Regions from separate parts of the Mus musculus genome. Here region 2 is linked to region 1. A link is a contact called in ENCODE Hi-C or POLR2A ChIA-PET data. All regions are on one chromosome and are shown on one strand. The core of a region is the stretch at or near the end of the contact, and the rest is flanking DNA. Distances in the headings are between cores, read along the strand shown.

Region 1 (7,744 bases), core at 2,907-5,406:
CATCACCTTTCTGTTCTTTATTTCCTCTTTCTGTAAGGTGAGAACATTATAGTCCTTCCTTATTGCATAGCTTCTAACAAAATACATAAAGATTTGCTTTTTAAGTTGTATGTGTGTTGGCATGCACATGTATATCTGTGTGTGAGTATGTGCATTGGGTGCAGGTATATCAGAGCTATCAGATTCCACTAGAACTAGAGGCTTACAGACTTACTGGAGAACAAAACTCTAGCCCTCTGCAAGAACAATGCCTGTTCTTAACTGCTGAGTCAGCTTTCCATTCCCTTAGAAAACGTTTAGACCAATGCTGGGCACATATTAAATGCTGCAGCTGCGTAAGAAATAAAATATATGAATATAAATCCCATGACAGTCTGATTCCTTTGTAAGGGCCAAAGTTAACCTGTAAGCCCCACTTGCCCAAGGACAGATACTTCCTGGAATGCTGGGGTTATTGGTTATGGGATATAACAAAGCACACATTTTTCACTCCTCTAAATAAACGTGTTTGACTCAGTTGCACTGGGTGTACTTGATCACATGTCGCAGGAGGGGCAGGAAATGCATCAGGATATGTACTTGGCCCTGATTGGATGTAGGAGGGAGGTAAGTAGGCAGGAAATACGTTGAATATATGCTTGCCCCTGATTGAATTAAAATATACATTTACCCCTGCTTGGACCTGATGGGGAATATGGTGGCCTTAAGGTTTTGCCTTTTTAAGCCTCTGCAAAATGTAATTAGTCTCATTTCCTGGGAACCCCAGAATGGACTTGGCCAGATTTCATCATCCTAGCCAGTATTTAATTAAAGCTTGCTATAAAATTTGGTTCAAAAATTGTGGAACTGGTCTTTTTCTTTTAACCCCCAGGTTTAACACTTTCCATGCTGCCAAGAATGTTTCAAACATTTAATTTAGTAAACATTTACTAAGCGCTCACGTGAACTAGGCATGTACTAGGTACAGGTAAGAATGAATTCCCACACTCTTTGCCTATTCTGTTGCTCATACATTTATATTTTTTATTTAAAAATGTAAAATAATTTACAGAGGTGGTGGTGATGCATGACTTTAATCCCAGTACCTGGGAAGCAGAAGCAGGAAGATTTTTGAGTTTGATGCCAACTTGGTCTATAGAGCAAGTTCCAGGGCAGCCAGAGCTACACAGAGACTGTGTCTCAAAAAAAAATAAAATAACAAACAAACAAGCAAACTAATTTGAAGCAATAGTAAACTCACATCAAGGGTGAAGTACAGTGTAAATGGTTCCTCCTCGTCCCTTTTATAAATTAATTTTATTATTTATGTGTGTTATGTGAGTCTATATACATGCTTTGTACAAAGTTACTCTTACAGGCCAGAAAAGGAATTCCTCATGTGACAGGGCAAGGCACTGCAGAGGATCCTGCATCTTGTATTCTTGCAGAATTTAATCTCTTTGATGGAGACTCCCATGGGAAATTGACAGAACTCTATTCTAGGAACCTGAGGTCAAGATGCCCTGGCTAACTTAGTTTCTGTTAAACTGCTTCCTTCAGCAGAATCCCCTCCAGGTATCTAAGCTTGGGATAAACTGCTTGCTTTTGTGGAACACCCCTGTAGCTGCCCAGCCAGAAGCCAGGATGCAGTTTTTTGCTTTTAAAAGCCCCTTGGTCTAAGTGCTCAGGGCTACACTTAGTTCCGGAGTACTGGAATATAGTACTAGTTGGCTGGAATTCTGGAGTACTGGAGTATAGTACCGGAGTTGTGGAGTATAGTACCGGCCGGGTGGAACAGACTTTCCGTTGTCTATAAATGGTGTCTGGGATCTTTGGTGGGCTACTCTTGGAGTTGGTGTTCCAGGCAGTGGTGAACCACTCGGCATGGCAACTGGGAACCTCAGGAGGAGCAGCGAGCTCTCTTACCTGCTGAGCCATCTCTTTAGGCACCTCCCCTTGCTTTGTGACCGACAATGGCCTTACCATCCACCTGCTCTTGAGGTTGTGCCTCTGTGCTTTTGTAATCAGATCTGGGTTGAGCCTTCTGGAGAGAGACCGTCTAGAAGTGACTGGGGTTCTCTTTAGTGTCTTAGCAGGTGGCACAGATCACAAAGCTGATGACATTCCTGGTGACCACTCCTTTAGCTTCCTGTCTGCTAGGCTTCCTTAGCTAAAAGCCATTCTTTTCTCTCCTGAATCTGTTAAGCATTTAGCAGGGAAGGCTCTTGCTCTCCCACTCCCATCCCCCTACCCCGATCTTGCCCTGCATCAAGCTTCCAATCGGTTTCTGGCTTCAGAATGAATTCATAGTTGCCCATTTCATCCAACGAATTTTCATCTACTAATAGTATGATTTTTTGATGCTCATATTGTCCTTCAGTGGCCAGTGGGAGTTCAGTCAGGCTGATGTTTGTTCCTTTAACATCTCTATCTTTCTTCTTGAGCGCATCCTTTTTGGCATAGCAAGATAGTATCTTCATCTGACTTTTTCTAAGTTTCTGTTTTGGATTCAGTTGTTTGTTCAGGAGGCTCTGGTTTCCTGGAATAGAGGATGGTACTGAAAAGTCAGTGTCTGGGGGCCAGGGATGCGGCTCCACTGGGAGAGTCCTTGCCAGCACAGATGAAGACCTCCACTTAGATCCATCACAAATGTATGGTATACTAGGATGTGCCTGCAATCCCAGCACCCAAGAAGCAGGAGAAAGAGGGTCAGAACTTCAAAGATGTCCCAAGATCCAACACAGTGGGTATGAGGCCAGCCTGGGATACATGAAACTTTGAAAATATCACCCTTTAGCATCCCTTTTTCCTAAATACTTCATTACAGAGCAATAAGTTATTTCCCCAGCACTTAGGAGGCATAGGCAGGTGGATTTCTGAGTTTGAGGCCAGCCTGCTCTACAGAGTGAGTTCCAGGACAACCAGGGCTACACAGAGAAACCCTGTCTCGAAAAACAAACAAACAAACAAACAAACAAACAAGCAAAAGTTATTTCATGAAACGAGCCAAATTAAGCCAGATTAGAGTATATCTAAAGGCAGGTTATTGGAAAACCTTTCCTGGGTTAGTGAGTTCACCGATCCCAAGGATAGAGGCCAGGAAAGTCACCGTGGGGAGGGAGACAGAAGGGAGGGAGATATGCCAGCGGAATGTGTAGAGGATATGTAGAGGGTAGGTAGAGACCCAGGTTGAGACTGAAGGATGCTGGGAGAACCTGAAGGCCAGATCCACTTTGGTATGTTAAATATGCACCTCAACGCTTTGTCCACGGTCTGAAAACCAACACAGAGTAATGCTTAGTTTTGTATTTATCTTTATCCATTGAACACTATTCATATTAACATCCATTTCCAATCTAGTCTTTCTGATATCCTTAAAATTCTTCCTTACCTGACTGCCCTCTCTGGATGATGTAACTCTTTACCCATCTGCCATCTCTGCTGCGGGTTTCCTTTTTCAGCTCTCTCCTCTAGCCGCTGGGGCATTGACTTCCCAGGCTGGGTCCTAATTGCACTGCAGGACACCATCTTTCGGCCTAAATGAACATTTACATCCCATCTTCCAAACGTCTTTGCCCTGTTTTGGCTCTGACTGAATACCCCAGGCTGCCCCGCATGCCCCTGTGGACACTCGGGTTACCCGGCTTAGGCTCTTTAATATCAGTCTACAGGGTTACAGATAGATACCTGCTCCTCCCTGAAACTCCTAGAAGTCAGTGTGACTCAGCACATTTTTAAGGGTCTTCCTGGGACTGTACAAAAACTCTGTGTGTGGGGGGGGGGGCTAAGCTAGGAGAAAAATGACAAATAATAATCAAATCTGACCAACAAAATAGACAAACATGGTCCCGGGGGATGGAGAGGAAGGTTGTGGCATCAGCCCCTAGGCTCACTTACCTGTGAAGTGTCTGCAGGAGTGAGGAGGGAGCCATGGTAAGAGGGGGGCAGTTTTCTACATATATCCTGTGATTTCTGCTCTAGATATCTCGATTAAGAAATAAATGAATAAATTGGGGACTCGGCCAATGGCTCAGTGAGAGGGAACTGATGAGAGAGGCTTCTGGCAGACCAGGTGACTTCAGGAGGAAAAAAAAAATTAATTCAATTTCATCGAGTGCATTTCCTCTGGACCCAGGAATCACAGGAAATGCAATGTCTTTGAAAGGATGGAGTAGATTTCATTTTCTAGCGATCACTTTCCTTCTGCTGGTGACACACTGTTACTTCAAAGGCCTGGACCGGGGCGTGTTTCCTGTAAGGGTGAGCAGATTTGAATGACCGCTCAGGATGGACCTGCTCTGTAAGCACCCACCCCATGGGGCAGGCAATCTTGGGAATTACTGCTTTCCCGGCCCCTGCCTGCTGGGCTCGGGGCCTGGTGAGGTGATGGGGGTGGGGTAGGGGATTTCACAGTTCCCTAGCTCAATTAGGAGACAAAGCAGGATTGTTCTTAGCTTTGTTTTACGGAATTTCAATTGGGGGGGGGGTGTAAAAAAGATTCCCCGAGGACGCAAAACCCTAAATTGTTCTTGCTTTATCTTCTTGTTAAAATGTGTTGTGCATTCCTGGGCTGGAAGGCAGAGGAAATAAAGCTTCGCCGCTACCCCACGCGCCCTTCCCTATCTAGCCCTGTCAGGTCCCAAGTATTTGAGGGAGTTCTAATTACAGAGGAAACAGACTCCCTATCTGGTCTGGACTCTTGTCAGTGGAGAGTGCTCTTAAACGTTCCACATGGATTCAGGGAAATACGATTTGGAGAAGTGCTGATTTTTATTGGGCATGACTAACTCAAGCTGCATCTTTGTATTTTTTTTTCACTCCCTTTTAAGAATAATCGCTTCAAAATGATTAATGATGCCTGAAGCCACCGTCCTCACTTCCTGCGGTGAAACGCGGAACTTTTTGTGCATGTCTGGGTTTGTACAAGGGTGGGCTCCCAACTCACTGAGACAGTTTCCCATCCTGTCCAGACAGTTGGGTTATTGTTCAGGAAAGCTGAGTCTCTGGGGGGTGGGGTGGGGGCTGCAGAGAGGGGACCCTGTTCTGTCCCCCTCAGGGAGAAAAGAAAGGCTTCGCTCCAGTTACAGGAGAGTGAAATTGGTTAACCTCTCAAGGTGCCAGGACAAGCTTGTTGCTGGATTAGTTGGGTCCTAATTCTCTCTTCTCTCTCACTCCTTCTTCCCCGCCCCCTTCCCTCTCTCCCGTGTGCGCGCGCACGCGCGTGTGAATTAAGAACAAAACCTTGGTGTCTTTGAAAACCAGTAGAAACAAAAGGTCACCACCCTGCTGGGATGCAGCCATCTCTAGGTCCAGGCAGAGCTCCCCTGCCCCCCGGAACTCCCCAGGGGAGCATCCTGCCTTCTTCCTAGGATCGTCCTGGGAAAGCTGTTGCCTGGTCGTAGCCCGGAGACCGCAAGGATTCTAGCTCTAGCCGAGTCCCGCCCTCCCATCTCTGCCGGCCTAGGAGATATCTGCGGCAGCTGCAGGGGCCATTTTTTATAAATCGTATTTAGTAAAGACTGTGAGTGATTTTTGTAGATGACAGGAAAGTACTAGAATACTGGTGACTGGTTCCCCTGGTGGATTCTGAGAGGCTAGTTTGTCATGTAAATGTTTGCAACCTTCTGTCCAACTCCTCCATTCTGTCTTTGCATTTCAGTTCTGAGGAAGGCCGACTGGTGAAGTATGTACTAAAAGATTTCCTTTGTGAAGCTCAGTGCAAGCAATAACAATCTCTTCTGCCCATAAGGTATGGAGCGCCTGAGCTTTGGAGGACTGGCCACGTTAGGACTAGCTAGCTTAAAAGAGACAAGAAGGCTAACAAAATTCTCTCCACTAAAGGCGCATGCCAGGCAGTGAGCAGGGCACAAGCTTCTCTCCTGAGCAGATTCATCACAGGAGATGTCGGTGTCCAAGGGATTCATCACGTTAGAGCTTGTGAGCCCCGACTGAGAACAACATCTGCAAAAAAAAAATATGGAAACATGAAGTATTCCTTTAGGGTTACCTTCTATTGAAAAGTCAGGGAGCACACACCTGCAGTCCCAGCACTTGGGAGGCAGTGGGGGGAGGGGCTGCTGGGAGGGGAGCTGATCTCTAGTTTAAGGCATGTCTGGGATAGATAGTGAATATCAAACAAATAAGGAGTCAAGTGTGAGACCAAAATGAACTCCCCCCTCCCCCAGATTCAATAGCCTATCTGTTTTTTCCTGAGCAGTGCTATTCTGGTTGTATAAATCAAATTCTCGGTTTGCAGAACGATTCTGGCATCAAGTGCATTAGAAATAGTGATTTTAGGCAGGGTTCCCAGGGGGTTAGAGCTGGGAGCACTGGTCTTTATGTTAATAGGGAGAGCACCTGCTTGAGCAATCTGGGAACACTGGTTTTCTTCCCACGGTGCCTTCTCCATGTGAATTAATCTGTTAGCTGGTATGTGTGTCAGTTTATTTAGGAACATGTGTGCTGACAATTGGCTCCTGACTGTAAAATAAGGTCTTGGGGGAGATCATGATTAATTGCCTGCCTTACTGTGTGTGTATGTATATGTGCCTTTGATGACAGGCATTATCAGTGCGCATGTGTCTATAAAACTAAAGACAAACTAATGGCAAGCAATTATTAAGACATCGGAAGTGTGAATGAACAGGAAAACTTGGAGTTATCTGGACTTCCATTCTCTTCATGGACCTCGGAGCCAGGGAGATCTTACTTCTGAAATGCAGCATTTTCAGATATAGAACAGGCAGAAAAGTGTTCTTGGAGCTCTTGGAATTATAGGGACACACATTTTATTTAAAAGAAACAGGGCTGCTTAGTACAGTGGCATGTGCTTGCCTGCCAGCCTTCTGTTGGCTAAGGCAAGTTCAAGGCTGGCTTGAGTGCTCTAAGGAGAGCTTACCTCAAAACACAAAACAAAGACGCCAACCAAACCAAACCAAACCAACCAACCAACCCACCAACTAATAAACAACTGCAACAGCAACAACAACAAAACAAACAAAAACCCACAGCAAACAAACAACAAAACAAATACAAACAAAATAAACAAACAGTGCTAGATCTCAAACAGAAGATCTTTACAACAATTATTTGTTTTTCTGCTCTGTTCCAGCCTTCTAAAGCTGTGAATGGTGGTCAGCTCTGTATTCAATGTCTTAACAAGGCAGAGTCCTATTGGTCTCTTATTAAAGCCCAGAACAACAGACAACTGGATAATACAGTTCCCCACAAAACAAAATGTGAGCAATTTACAGTCATTTTTATCAGTGAGATATTGAAACAAACAGCACAAAAGGTAGCATTGCTTCCTTATAAAATGAACACAGTTTTATGAAGACCAAAACCTATTCCCAGAGAAATGGAGCTTTAAGCTGAAGAACTGGACAACAGTGGGGGTTTTGTTTGTTTTGGTTTTGGTTTTGGTTTTCTAAGACAGGGTTTCTCTGTGTGGCCCTCTGTGGAGATGGATGAAGATAGAAATTTTACTTCACAAGGATGAGGAATTTTTTTATTGGTTGGTTAGTAATTTGGGTGTTTTCTTTGGACACAGGCTTTCGCTGTGCAGTCCTGGCTGTCCTGGAACTTTCTCTGTAGACCAGGCTGGCCTGGAACTCAGAGATGTGCCTGCCTCTGCCTCCAGAATGCTGGGATTAAAGGTGTGCGCCACACCCAGCTAAGGCATGCTGAAGACTACAATTCTGGCATTAGCATTCTCTTTGGAATATTACTGTAGCATCGGAATCCAGAGTGAATCTAAGGGGAGGGT
Region 2 (7,744 bases), core at 1,671-4,170, 44 kb before region 1:
GGGTTAGATAGAAACCAAAGGCAAACAAGAGTGATGCCAGCTATAGTTTGAAGAAGATTTGACCTCCAGCTTTTAGAGACAGTCTCTGGGATGCAGGTGAAGAAAAGCAGCCTGGGTTGGACTGAGAAGATTTATCTGGGATTTAGCAATGCCTGGTTCTCTGGTCTTCAGCATCTGACATCCTCTCTTGGCTTGTCTTCTTCTAATGTAAAATATCCACAGACCTGCTTTCTGGAGCTATTCCATAATGGTGGAATAGGGTACAGCCTTATTTCTGGACACACTGTAGCAGAGATTTTGCTCCAAATATTGTTTAACTGAGCCAGGAAGAAAAACAACGGGGCTAAGACTGGCTTGTCTTGACCTTTGTCATGAATTCCCGGTGTTTATGGCCCTGGGTACCTAGGACCCATGTAAAAGTAGAACTTACAAAAGCCTAAGAACCAGGTCTCCAACTATTTTCTCTTCCCCTCCCCAACAGCATAATTTAAAATATTGAGTGAACAGAACTTACAGTAATGTTTAATTTTATGATTTCAGAATATTTCTAAATTTTTATTATTATTCTTGTGTATATTAGTGTGTGTGTGCACTTGCTTGTGTACTTGTGTGCCTATGTTCAGGTGTTCTTAGCAGACTGTGCACGTAGAGGTCAGGGGATGAGTTTCAGGACTCAGTTCTCACATTCCACTGTGGGATCGGGGCATTGAACTCAGGTCGCCAGGTTTGAGCAGCAAGCCCTTTTTACTGGCTGAACCGCTTCATTGGTCCTCACTTCAAATCGTTTCAAACTCCTTTCAGCTAAATTTGCAGAACAGCACCAACCAAATGATCGGCTTCCTGAAGCCAGGAGTCATAAACGGTAACATGAAGTATGGGCAAAATCATGATAGTGCTAACATGGCCTTGATTTCCCGTTTGGGGTTTGGTAAATTGCATGCTTTACCTTGCGTTAGAGTTAATTTCTATATGTATCGTAATGTTTTCCTGAGTTTGCTGAAAAGATATGTAACAGTGCAGACTTTTTCCACTATGAGAAAAAAAATTGTTTTCCAGCTGCCTTGCATTTCTAGAAATGGAATCGAGCGTAACCACTGGCACCAAATAGTTAGCAGTCTGGCCCCGGGCAGACGGCAGAAGGTGTCTGAACTGCTCCCAGATTGCCGTGGCCAAAGGGCAGATACTAGAATGTGATATTTCTGTGCTCAGAGTAATTGGGCTTGTGGGGAATGCCAACATGGACAGTGCTCAGTGTCAGTCCCCATCCAGAATTCCCACGAACACCCCAATTCCCGCACCTTACCCTGGATTGCTGAGGTGGGGTGGTGTCCTTTTCCAAGAGCAGCCACAGCTTGCTTATCTGCTGTGTGGATAGCCCACTTCACAGCTCATTCACAGCAAACTTAAGGCCAAGCTGGGAGCTTTCCCTTCAGCCCTGTAGCCGCCCACCTCCATACGGCCAGGGAATGCTGAATCTTCAGTGCCAGCAAGCCAGCGTTTATGGAATGCCTGACATGCGGCTGACTTTTTATTAGGTCAAGTTTTCATACAAACCTGATGCTATGAGTGGCATCTTCTTATCTTCCAGATTAGGGAGCCAAGACAGTTGTCTTGGGCACACCCATCAGTCTGCAGTAAGATGCCATCCAGGCTAACCATAGCATTTGATAGTTTGAGTCTTAGAAACTTTCCTAGGCTGAGATGAAGCTGAAATGATTTTTTTTTCCAGGTTAGGTTGGCAAGTGTTAGGCTAGGCTCTTTTCATATTAGACAAGCTAACCATCATGTAATATTTGAAAGGAAGAGAACTAATTCTAATTCAGTTTAACATGTAATTCACAATTTTTATTTGTTTTTTTTCCCATCCATGGAATCCTGCCACCCTGACAATGCTTTTACAACTCTCCTTGTAGCACCTGACTCTCAATTTCATGCCCTTTAAAAATAATCTTAACATTTATATTAAAGACACTTACATTATTCACTTAAGTAGACCACAGCTTCTACGATAAATGTCTATGCATTTCTTTTTCTAAGTTATTATCTTAACTTTAAAATCCACCTTTAGTAAATATGCAGAATAATGGATATCTTTATATTAGTTTCACACTGGTGTATCAGCTGCATTTTGTTTATTCAATAAATTTCAAGATGGAAAACAGAAAAAGAAATAATTTGGGGGCTGGTGAGATGGCTCAGCGGGTAAGAGCACCCGACTGCTCTTCCGAAGGTCCGGAGTTCAAATCCCAGCAACCACATGGTGGCTCACAACCACCCGTAATGAGATCTGGCTTCCTCTTCTGGACTGTCGGAAGACAGCTACAGTGTACTTACATATAATAAATAAATAAATAAATTTTAAAAAAAAAAGATGTTTGGGTTTTTTTAAAAAAAAAAAAAAAAGAAAGAAATAATTTGGAACAAAGTTGGGTAAAGCATCTTTACTGCTAGGTGCTATTCTTATAGGATCGATTATAATGTAGCTAAGTAAATATTTGTACCTATTGCAAATATATATATTTCAGAATACTTTGCCAAAGGAAAGCAATTTCTGTGTATATTACAGAAGGCCCCTTTGTTACTATCTCTATTTAAATCCTATGATGTCATTCCTTGTCCTGCTGTGCATCATCGTTTCCATAGTAACAAGGCAGCAGTGGGAGGGGACAGCCATTGGCTTTTAGGATGGCGGGAATGCATGGAAAGTTCCACCTTCCCTAGCAATGTGCAGATTACTTCAGCGTGTGATAAACAACGCAGAAAGTGACACTGTTCCAGGAAGCAGCTTGTTTGGCTTTCGGAATGTGTCTACTTTCCTGACAGCTTTTCTTCATCTTGTGCTGTCTTTCTTGCCTGCCCTCCTCCCCCAAGACCAAAATAAAATCATTAAAAAACAAAACTCCTGCCTGACGTTCCATGTGACTCAGTGACAGCTGTAGGAGTTTGTGCTGCCAGAGATAGTCCTGGGCAGAGCGCTTGCACAGGCTTAACTGCAAAGTGAATTCGACGCTAGATCTAGTCAATGAGAGCTGTCGGGATGTGACTGAGGAGGGAGGCGTCTCTTTGGAATTGAAAGTCACCTCTCTCTCTCTCTCTCTCTCTCTCTCTCTCTCTCTCTCTCTGTGTGTGTGTGTTCACTTAGGCATTGTTAGAATATTGTAACATACTTAGATACTTGATGTTTTCCATAGATGATCTTAACTCTGAGAAATATGCCATCCTTTCTGGGACACCAAGAAAAGGTTTTCAGATATGCACTCCTACCTTTATGTATTTTCAAAATCAAGTTCTTTAAAAATTTTTATGATTTTATGTTATATGTATGGGCATTTTGCCTACTTCTGTATCTGTGCACCATGTGTGTGCCTAGTGCCTGCAGTAGCCGGAACAGCATTTTCTCTGGACCTGGACCTGCAGTAGGTGTGAGACCCCACATAGCTGCTGGGAATCCAAACCCGGGCCTCTGGAAAAGCACAGTGCTCTTTACTAATGAGTCGTCTCTACGGCCCTGAGCTAGTCATTAATTAAAAACCACTTTTTGTTAATCACTTAAGTATCTTGTACAATATATTGATCATGTTCACCCTCTTCCTCCCAGGTCATCTTCTCTACCCAGATAGCTCCATGTCCTGGTTTTGTTTTTAAAGAGGTATTCTTTTTGAGGTAGTCATTAGAATTAAAAGAACACTGTGGGTATATATATATATGTATATATATATATATATATATGTATATACATATATATATATGTGTGTGTGTATGTGTGTGTGTGTATTTTTTTTGAAAAGAGGAGAGCTGTGTTAAGTATTCATTCTTTGCACACTATGCACATAGTTAGCAATTGGAATAAATGCAAGTGCAGAAACTGTGTTCCTGTAAACCTGAGGAAATATCTGCCTCCCCTCACTTTGAGGCCACATGTGATTGCTCTTCCTAGCCAACCATTGATATTGTCATGGGCATTGTTCTTAGACATTTACCCTCTATGTTCAACTTTGTTGGTCAATGTCAGTAGATCACAGATCAACATTTCAACAGTGATGTGCACCTTCTATGCAGTATGCTGACTACTGAGACAAGAGCTTGGGGTGGGGGGAAGCAGGAGACTCTACAGTTTATCATGCAGCCCTCCCCTAAGCTATGTTAGTACCCTCCTTCCATGGAGGATCTTCAGGCCACCTTCCTCAGGTATCACACCCTGACGTGGGAATTCTTTTCATAAGGTCCGGAGCATCACTTCAGCGGTTCTCCTGCTTCTGATGTATTTACTAAAGCTCAGTGACCCACAGATCTCAAGTTTTCCAGACTCCTCCATAAGAGCAGCCCAGGTAAAAGTTCAGAGCCCCCAGATTCATTTCTGGAGGCAAGATATGACAACTTGAATTTTCAATAGGTTCTTCCATTAATACTGTTATTCCTAATAATCACTGCCTTTTAAATTCATTTATTTATTTATTTATTTATTTATTTATTTATTTATTTAAGATCCTGTCTTACTACATCATCCTTGCTGGTTTGAAATTCATCATGTAGGCAGCTTCAGAGGTTTAGTCACTTATCATCCTACAAGGAGGCATGGCAGCAGGCAGGCAGACATGGTGCTGGAGACAGAGCTGAGAGTTCTACATCTTGATTAGAAGGTAGGCCAGGAAAAGCTGAACTCACAGAGATCTACCTGCCTCTGCCTTCCAAATGCTGGGGATTAAATGTGTACACCCCCCTCCCCCCAACCCATGCTCACTGCCTTTTGAGAAGCCTACCCTAGGGGTCACTGAGGTGCTCAGTGGACAAGGGTTCTGGCCATCAAGGCTGGTGACCTGAGTTCTAACTCAAGAACTCACATGGTGGAGAGAGAAAACTGACTCCAGCAAGTTGTCTTTTTACTTTCAGACATCCATACAAATGCACACATACATTAACACACTCACACACACACACACACACACACACACACACACACACACACACACACATATATAAACACATACATAAAAGAAGCCTAGCATAGAATAAGGTTGAGAGTGTTGCTGTCCCTGGTACTGGGGAAGCCTTCAGGCCCACTCTGTACTCAGGGAGTTAACACCTGTTCATTCATTTCTTTTTCTTAATGGACTACCTCTCTAGCACCTACATCTTGTCCTCCTAGTCAGACCTCAATAGACCAGGTAAATTATTCCTTTTAATCCTCCCCCTTAAAGTCTTGAAGAAACAGTCTCATTTGTGCAACACTGTTTCAGAATGGGTTTGTGTGGGCGTACAGGAGGTGTAGGGAAACTGTAGCGTGTTGTGCTTTGTTCTCAAGAGCTATGTTGGATAGGGTAGCCTTGACTACACGATCTTGGGTCCTCCAGGCATAGGGAGGGAAGCAAGAGTACAGTAGCGGAGTTCTTGTGTATAAACATTTCCATTTAGTGAGCTGAATGTTTACTGTGGCACACCCTCAGGACAGCATGGTTATCTTGCTGATAGCTTAGTTCAATCCACACACATCTCGGCTGTTCATTCTTGAGAATAAACCAGATTGTGCTTAAAGTGTCTGTTGCGGTTTAAATGTGAGTGCCTCCCATGGGCTCATATGTTTGAGCACTCGGTTCTTAGTTGGTGGAACTCTTTGGAAAGATTAAGCAGTAGCTTTGTTGGAGGTGCTGCGTCGCTTGGGGTGGGCTTTGAGGTCTCAAAAGACTTACCCTGTTCCCAGTGTGCTCTCTGCCTCCTGTTATAAGTTTGAGATGTGAGATCTCAGCTGTTCCCGCCCCCATACCATCCCTGTACCACCACAGATTCAAACCCTCTAAAATCATAAGCCAATTAAATACCTTCTTTTACAGGCTGCTTATCAAAGCAGTAGAAAAGTCACGGATACAATGATTGGCCCCGAAGCTTTGATGGATATTTGGAGAAACATGCATGCAATGCTTAAAAAAAGTCTACCAACAATCCTCAAGGGGATCATTTTGAGCTGGCCTAAAAGAGTCTGGTTCCGACTTAAGGAACTGATATGCTGGCTGTAAGGTCGGGGATTACAAGGGCACATACTCTACTTGCTATTGACAGGGCGTTCAAATGAGACCTGTCTCAGAGTCACAGGGCATGGATATTGTTAACAGTTTCATTGGTTGAGGATGTAGAGAAGTGACAAGAATTTGAAATCCAGATAAGAGGTGGTAGTTACCTTTGTTTTTCTCAAGGACAGGACTGGCCCTGGACTAGTCCTAGTGTAGGGTGGCCCTGAGGACCCCCTGCCCTTGCTGAGGTATGAACATTGAAAAGTCAGGCCTTCACCCTTTGAGTTCCTCATCATCTAATACTGGCACTGAAACTGTTCTGGGGAACTGTGTCTCACAGATGCTCAATAGCCTTCATCTCCCGTGGGCCAGTTCTCGGCTGGACCAGGGTATCCTTAGCAACGATTATACCAGTGTAGAAAAGGGAGGCCAAGGGGAAGTGTTCCTGAGAGAGAGTCAGCCAGCCAAGCCCGTGTATTAAGACCTGGTTAGGATGGGGGAAGGGTCCTAGGAGGGATCTGGGCTTTGCTAGATCTACAAAGGCATACAGAAAATTCCAGAAGGAAAAATAAGTACAACCAAAGGATACTTATTAATCCTATCATTGGCAAGTTATTGACTGAATTCTTTCCTTTCAAAACCCCTCAGGATGTCAAGGTGGCTGCTAACCATAAATTACAGATGAGACTCAAAGGTACTGCCTTCTGTGTGGGACTACGGGTTCCGGCTGGCTGTCTCCACTCTATCTGCTCTTTCACACTCATGAGTAATGAGCAGAGAGGAGTCCTGAATTACCTGCCTACTTTATGATTTTTGTCCAGGGTTCGGGTGGGAAGTGAAGTGGGGAAATAATCAGAGAAGGCAAAGACATAGCAGACAGGCCTTTTTGTGCAGGCTGGCTTCCGATAAGTGGGGGTCTCTAAGCAAAGGTGTTTTGTTAAGCTGAACTGCATAATGGGTCTGGAATATGGGTAAAGCAAGGCCTCCCTGCTCACTTCTAACCGATGAAGCTGAAACCAGATCTGCAGAGGTGAAAGGTGCAGGCATTAGCCCAGTGATAATGGATTTCCAGATGGCTGGTCCAGCTCTGTTTCTGCCTTGGGATGGTGATACTGACCAATCACTGCTTTCAGTCAGTAGTTCCTGAGATACCGTGCAGGTAGATGTTACAGGCAGAATATCACCATCACTCGGGGTCTTTTTTATAAAAGCCACCCACTGCAAAATAGCTCACTTGTGAGTCTCAGATGGAAATGCTCTGTGAAATCTGAAGTTGAAAGTATTCCACACGATCCCTTTGTGGGGGTGGATAACACACACAGTGAAGGGTGGGGGTGTGAAAGGAGGTGTGTGGGGGAGGGTGGAACATGGCAGGGAGGGTGAAGGCATTTGTGAGTGGCTCTGTAGAAGGCTTGTACCATCACTTTTCCAAGCATTCTCTTCCAGACATGCAATTTTAAAAAGCAGCGTTGTGAGCGACATCCAGAAAGGTAGGGGAGTATCCTTTGATGGAACTGTCATCTTCCTCCTGGAGAAGACACTTATTTTCTGCTCTGTTTTATGTAAATGTAATTCATCTTCGAGGCTCTTGCTCTGCCTGGTGAATGACTCATGCTCTGAAGAGGGGAGATGAGTCGCGACCCGTGGAAATGTTGACATCCTAGGTTGTTTCTTTGACATTCGCTTTAAGAAGATTGATCCAACAGAGGCCAGTAATTACCCCTTCTTCATGTGAGCTG

The links. Hi-C counts contacts between places; a loop is a spot of excess contacts on that map. ChIA-PET counts read pairs that join two places held with the same protein, here RNA polymerase II (POLR2A).
Region 2: a loop to region 1 is called in a map of left cerebral cortex, with 2.0 times the contacts of the local background. The contact joins the enhancer-like site here to the promoter of Lncenc1 in region 1. A Hi-C loop is called at or near these places in 2 of 37 maps with a recorded cell type or tissue (both left cerebral cortex). POLR2A ChIA-PET finds 5 or more read pairs at or near these places in 4 of 5 experiments (Patski and embryonic stem cell).

Annotation. Positions count from the first base shown.
Region 1 is chr13:97,430,814-97,438,557 of GRCm38, forward strand. It overlaps Lncenc1 (long non-coding RNA, embryonic stem cells expressed 1), which reads left to right and starts at 4,157. Exons shown (of 2, transcript NR_110432.1): 1 at 4,157-4,279.
Region 2 is chr13:97,387,870-97,395,613 of GRCm38, forward strand. No RefSeq gene overlaps it. Among named protein-coding and RNA genes, the nearest start is that of Gm33447, 16 kb to the left of the region's middle. Within about 2 kb of position 2,921, at least 2 of the 3 ENCODE cell types and tissues checked have a DNase peak (open chromatin) inside an H3K27ac peak, as active enhancers do; they include left cerebral cortex, where a contact is called at or near this core.